2 separate regions of the Homo sapiens genome follow, and region 1 is linked to region 2. The links are chromatin contacts, found by Hi-C or POLR2A ChIA-PET in ENCODE. All regions are on one chromosome and are shown on one strand. Each heading gives the region's core, a stretch centred on a gene start or an enhancer-like site at or near the end of the contact. The rest is flanking DNA. Distances are from core to core; before and after follow the strand shown. Region 1 holds the start of WDR70 (WD repeat domain 70). Region 2 has its middle 20 kb from the start of SLC1A3-AS1.

Evidence for each region. Hi-C counts contacts between places; a loop is a spot of excess contacts on that map. ChIA-PET counts read pairs that join two places held with the same protein, here RNA polymerase II (POLR2A). Pooled maps may share reads with other maps.
Region 1: a map of PC-9 shows a loop between it and region 2 (3-fold over the local background). The contact joins the promoter of WDR70 here to the enhancer-like site in region 2. A Hi-C loop is called at or near these places in 2 of 168 maps with a recorded cell type or tissue (PC-9 and naive thymus-derived CD4-positive, alpha-beta T cell) and 9 of 50 pooled maps. POLR2A ChIA-PET finds 5 or more read pairs at or near these places in 4 of 52 experiments (HEK293T, WTC11 and activated CD4-positive, alpha-beta T cell).

What each region holds. Positions count from the first base shown.
Region 1 is chr5:37,377,924-37,380,787 of GRCh38, reverse strand. It overlaps WDR70 (WD repeat domain 70), which reads right to left and starts at 1,470. Exons shown (of 18, transcript NM_018034.4): 1 at 1,396-1,470; 2 at 1,234-1,299. The coding sequence starts at 1,420.
Region 2 is chr5:36,743,519-36,746,627 of GRCh38, reverse strand. No RefSeq gene overlaps it. Among named protein-coding and RNA genes, the nearest start is that of SLC1A3-AS1, 20 kb to the right of the region's middle. RefSeq lists a silencer at 1,821-1,910. Within about 2 kb of position 1,832, at least 24 of the 41 ENCODE cell types and tissues checked have a DNase peak (open chromatin) inside an H3K27ac peak, as active enhancers do; they include PC-9, where a contact is called at or near this core.

The DNA.
Region 1 (2,864 bases), core at 221-2,720, 630 kb before region 2:
TGGTCCCAGCTACTCAGGAGACTAAGGTGGGAGGATGGCTTAAGCCTGGGAGGAGGAGGCTGCAATGAGCGAAGATCGCACTAGTACACTCCAGCCTGGGTGACAGAGCGAGACTCCATCTCAAAAAATAAAAAAAGAATAGAAAAGGCTGGGCACAGTGGCTCACGCCTGTAATCCCAGCACTTTCGGAGGCCGAGACGGGCGGATCACGAGGTCAGGAGATCGAGATCATCCTGGCTAACACGGTGAAACCCTGTCTCTACTAAAAATACAAAAAAAAAATCAGCCGGGCGAGGTGGCGGGCGCCTGTAGTCCCAGCTACTCGGGAGGCTGAGACCGGAGAATGGCGTGAATCCGGGAGGCAGAGATTGCAGTGAGCCGAGATCTTGCCACCGCACTCCAGCCTGGGCGACTGAGCGAGACTCCGTCTCCAAAAAAAAAAAGAATGAATAGAGAAACTACAGAACTAGTATGTGTGAACACAACCCAAGGCCAATATGTGTAAGTCTACTGTTTAATTACTATCATAGAATTAATACACGCTGGTCAAAAGAAAACAAGAAGACCTTGAGAAAAGGTTCAGGGAAGTTAGAATCCCAATGTTTGGATGAACAGCATTTATAATTTTAAAATGGAAAATAAAGAGAAATCATTTTTCATGTATCAGTCTACTAAGTTTTGTTTTCATTTTTTAAATAATTTTCTTTTTAAATAATAATACCTACTCTGTGTTGGTAGGGATATGGTAAAAATGGCATTCTTAATTCTGTTAACTTTGGTATAACCTGGAACAAGTTTTTTGATGGGTATTACGGCAATAAGCATCAAGAAGCTTTAAAAGGCACATACCCAATTTTTCAGCTTTTTAAGTATTTATATTTCTGAATAAACTACACTCTCTTTTAGAAATCTACCCTACCGAATTACGTATTTTTAAAAATCCTCGTACAAATGCTGTTATTTACAAAAATGTTCATTTTAGCATTATTGGTGACTTAAAATTAGAAAAATCCTTTCTCTTCCTCTCTCTCCAGACTCTCATAACTGTCATCTGAGTTGGTTCCAACGGATAACGCAGAATAGAAGACAAATGGGAGAAGAATATTGACAAACTGCAAGGTATGCACCCGAGCTACAATAATTCCGAGTTGACAGCTCGATCTCCACTCCCACTCTGCGGATCTTCAAACCTCTGCACAAGGAAGAGGGTCTCTGCCTGGGGCAGTCACTCACCGAACCCCGTGAAGCCCATGGTGACCGCAAGCTGCGGGTCCGGTCCCGACGCGTCTGAGCCTGTCACTGGAGCAAGAGGAAAAGAGAGGCGGCCTAGTTAGTGCGGCGCCCCAGCTCCCCCGACACGGCCCACCCCGCCCGGACTCGCCTCATGAAACCCACCTTCGCTGGGCCCAGAGCGCTCCATGGCTGGCCGCACACCCCAGAACCAGCCACAGGGACAGCCCAAACAACTGCAGGGGAACTTGCCAATAACTTGCGGCAAATGCTGGAGGAAGTACCGCCTTCAAGCTACAGCGGCGCCGCCGAAGCCAAGAGCGGCGCCTTCCGCAGAGGGACCGCGGCTTTCTGCGCGGCACCGCCCTACCGGACAGGCGGGAAAGCGCCGCGCAACTCAGACCACTGGAGGGGAGAAGTAGTATCTGGAGTTTCTATAACATCCTTTCCCTTTTTTTTTTTTTTTTTTTAAGCCAGAGCCTCTGTCGCCCAGGCTGCAGTACAGTGGCGTAATCTCAGCTGACTGCAACCTCTGCCTCCCGGGATCAAGCGATTCTCCTGCCTCAGCCTCCCGAGTAGCTGGGATTACAGGTGCCGGCTAATTTTTGGTTTTTTGTTTTGGTTTGTTTTTTTTTTGTTTTTGTTTTTGTTTTGAGACGGAGCCTCTGTCGCCCAGGCTGGAGTGCAATGGCGTGATCTCGGCTCACTGCAACCTCCGCCTCCCGGGTTCAAGCGATTCTCCTGTCTCAGCCTCCCAAGTAGCTGGGATTACAGGCGTCCACCACCACGCGCAGCTAATTTTTTGTATTTTTAGTAGACACGACGTTTTGCCATGTTGGCCAGGCTGGTTTCGAACTCCTGGCCTCAAGTGATCCGCCTGCCTCGGCCTCCCAAAGTGCTGGGATTACAGGCGACACCCTTTGCTTTTTTTTTTTTTTTTTTTTTTTTTGAGGCAGAGTCTCACTCTGTTGCCCAGGCTGGAGTGCAATGGCGTGATCTCGGCTCACTGCAACCTCTGCCACCCAGGTTCAAGCTCTTCTCTTGCCTCAGTGTCCTGAGTAGCTGGGATTACAGGCGCCTGCCACCACACCCGGCTAATTTTTGTGTATTTAGTAGAGACGGGGTTTTGCTATGTTGGCCAGGCTGGTCTTGAACTCCTGACCTCAGGTGATCTGCCCACCTTGGCCTCCCAAAGTGCTGGGATTACAGGCCCCGTGCCACCGCGCTCTGCCTTTTTGTTGTTGTTGTTGTTGTTGTTGACTGAGTCTCCCTCTGTTGCCTTGGCTGGAGTGCAGTGGCGTGATCTCAGCTGACTGCAACCTCTGCCTCCCAGGTTCAAGCGATTCTCTTGCCTCAGCCTCCCGAGCAGCTGGGACTACAGGTGTGCGCCACCATGCCCGGCTATTTAGTATTTGAGACTACAGGCACCCGCCACCACGCCCAGCTAATTTTTTCTATTTTTAGTAGAGGCAGGGTTTACACCGTGTTAGCCAGGATGGTCTCAATCTCCTGACCTTGTGATCTGCCCACCTCAGCCTCCCAAAGTTCTGCGATTAAAGGCGTGAGCCACTGCACCTGGCCTGTCAGTCTAAAGTTTACAAGGCTAATCGTGTGCTCAGGATTGTCCTTCTTAA
Region 2 (3,109 bases), core at 583-3,082:
GCATTGTGCCCTGGGAGGACTTAATGGACATGTAGGAGGTATGTTGGGTTATTCTGACTGGGAAGACTTCACAGGATTCTTTAAGTAGCTCTGCTGGGCCTCTCTGGGCTTCTAGAACCATCATGTTCAAATGGGAGCCATGTACCTATGATGAATACATACGTAATGTTTTAAAAGACATGTGAAATGGACTCTTGGTTATTGGTAATACATTTTAATTTTGGAACAGATATATGCTGGTTTGGTCTAAAACACAAAATTCTTTCCAGGAGAATGCGTTGTAATGGGCTGTAGCTATTGATTCAATAAATATTGATCCCTACTGTGTCAGAATATATATTCTGTCTCTATATACTTATAGACATATATGTATATGTATGAATCTGTATAGAGAGAGAATACATAAAAAATTGGTAGTAGATACTTAATACAGTGAATTTACTAAACATGCAGCACATACTGTTTACGTTGCTTCTATGATAGTCATTTCTGCCTTGTATATTCTTACCTTGTAGAGTTACATCATTCTTCTTGTTTGGATTTGGGTTCCCCATCTAGTCTCTGAGCTTTCCTGGGTTGGACTGTATAGTCCTGCTGGCTGTGCCTCTCCCCACTCTACCCCTTAGCAGTAATTAGCAGAGAGCTACTACTAAGCATCAAACGGGGCAGACATTTAGCTGAGAGCAGTTACAGTTCTCTAAAAGCCACTGCCTGTTCTGCAATTTTCTAAGGTAGTGTGTTGACACGATGGGAAATTGATAGAAAGACGTTAGAAGAAAGTATAATATGTCATAAGGCAGTCAGTGCTTCCTAAACTTTAACGTGTCTGCAGATCACCTGAGGATCTTGTTAAAGGGCAGATTCTGCCTCACTGGGTCTCCGGCAGGGCCCGTGAATCTCCATGTAACAAGTTCCCCAGTGAAGCCACGGACTAAACTCGGCAGGAGCAAGGGTATGTGTAAGGGCAGCATTGGAAATCAGACCTTTCAAAGGTAAAGAACTCAGGACGCACCCCTGCCCCAACCCTGGCTGCCCACCCCAAGCTGGGCCACCTGGGATGGCACCTGGCTGGCCCCTGAGTACTGTGTGCGTGCGGGACCCACAAGGGCCCGGCCCCTCTCCCTTCCCCCATTGCCCCAGAACCTGCCGGCTGAGCCTGAGTCGGAGCGCAGCCAGGTGAGGTGGGACGTCTCCACCCGCTCCCCCTGAGACCTGGCAGACCGGTTTTACCTGTCCTGGTCCGGAGGAGGCTCCCGACTCCACTGCAGACAATCCCTCCTCCTCCTCCCCGCCACCGTTCTAGTCGACTACTCTCTTCGTTTTGCTACCTGACACTCCCAAAGCCGCAGAAAGCAAATCCCCAGCACAGCAGCTGGTCGAGCACGGGCTCCAGCGACGTGTGTGAAACTGTTCAACCCAAAACACAAACACCAGCCACTGACATGTTTTAAGAAACGCTACAGTTGGATGACTGCGGAACCAAAACAGACCAAATGGGAGGCAAGAAGGGAAAGCAATTGGCCCAGTTCGGTTGTAGCAGCGGCTCGTGTTACACTCCCTTTGCCAGTTAGCGTCGTGGGCGTTTGTTGCTGTGTTAATTACAGTTCCTCCCGGAGTCGGAGGCGAGAACAGCCCTTGTGGAACAGTTTCAAGTGGAACGTTCCACCAGGAAGAAAACAACTGCCTTCCTCCCCAGCTGGGGAGGGATTCCGCCAGCCGCACTCGGGCAGCCCTGCGGTGCGCGCGGACACCTGCGAGCCGGGCACCCTCGCGCCCCTGCAGCGCGGCTGGAACTGGGACGCCGGGCTGGGGGCCGTGCCCAGGGGCCAGCTGCCGGGACGAAATAAAGCCTTGTTGGCTCCCCCTGAGGGACATGCCTGGCACAGCAGGCAGAGCGCACTTTTCAGTTTTCCTGTTTTCTCTAGAGTTCCTGGGAGCTCCCGGGAAGCAGCGGGGCGCGGGAGGAAGATTGTTTTATCTTCGGATGGGCGGGATGAGAATGGGCGCCAGGGATTCAGAACCAATCAGGGACAAACTTGAGACGGCGCAGCAGGGTGGAAAGTCCACGGTTGGACTTGATCCGGTTCCATATCCTACCTCTGCCTCTGATCAAGTGTGTGACTTTGGGCAAGTTGTTCCCAAGTTGCCCAAAGTCGTTCCACTTTTCTGAGCACCGTAGTCTCACACCTACCTCAAAAGATAGGGAAGAGGTCATACACCTATGTGGCATTGGCTACGTTACCGGGACCCTTCTAAACATATGATCCTCGCAGCAACTTTATAAAGAAGTACTTTTTAAATTGCCATTTCACTGGATCTGTTCTGGGTGATAGTTAGTCGTCATCAGAAATGTGATACTGTGGACGGAAGCATAAGGTTGTCCTCCCCTAGTAACAGTGATCTGTATCTCAGGAGGCTCCCTGTGGTGGGGAGTCTGGTGTCCAGAGCAGGGCTTGTGGGAGAGGGAGATGGAAGGGCTGAGTCCTAGAGATGTTAATGAATGTGCCCACGGTCACACAAGCTGATGAGTGGTAGGGCCAGGATTGGAAACAAAGTGGTCTAGTTCCAAAGTCCATGCTGTAAGCACAGCACTAAACTGCACGTTAAATGATAATGTGTATGTAAAGCACCTGAAGAATAGCAGGGAGGTTGGTGGTTTTTATTGTTTCCATTATTACAGACACATAAACATCAAACTAATCCGAACTAGCAAGGAAAGTGGCAGAGCTGTGAGGGTCCAGGTGATTAAGGAAAATCCATCAAAGGCAGCTGGACAGGAAATGAGAAATAGGAATGTGGATCTCAGCTCTAACTCCATCAATGTAGTCATGCCACCATGCAAGGTGTATCCGCAGCCTAGACGTGGTTAAAGATCCTAGAAAATCAATTAGGCCAAGCCACAGGGTGAGGATGGCTCAGCAAGAAGGGTATGAGTCTATGAGTCTACACCAGTCTCCTGTTACCAACCTGTTCTCTATCAGCTACTTAGTCCAAAAATTCTGAACTGTTAGTTTTTCTACTATTTCAAAAAATACATTTGTCTGCAGTGCTATTTGGGCTTCTTAAGAGTAAAATTCTTGGAATCAACTCAAAAACTGCAATCTAAAAA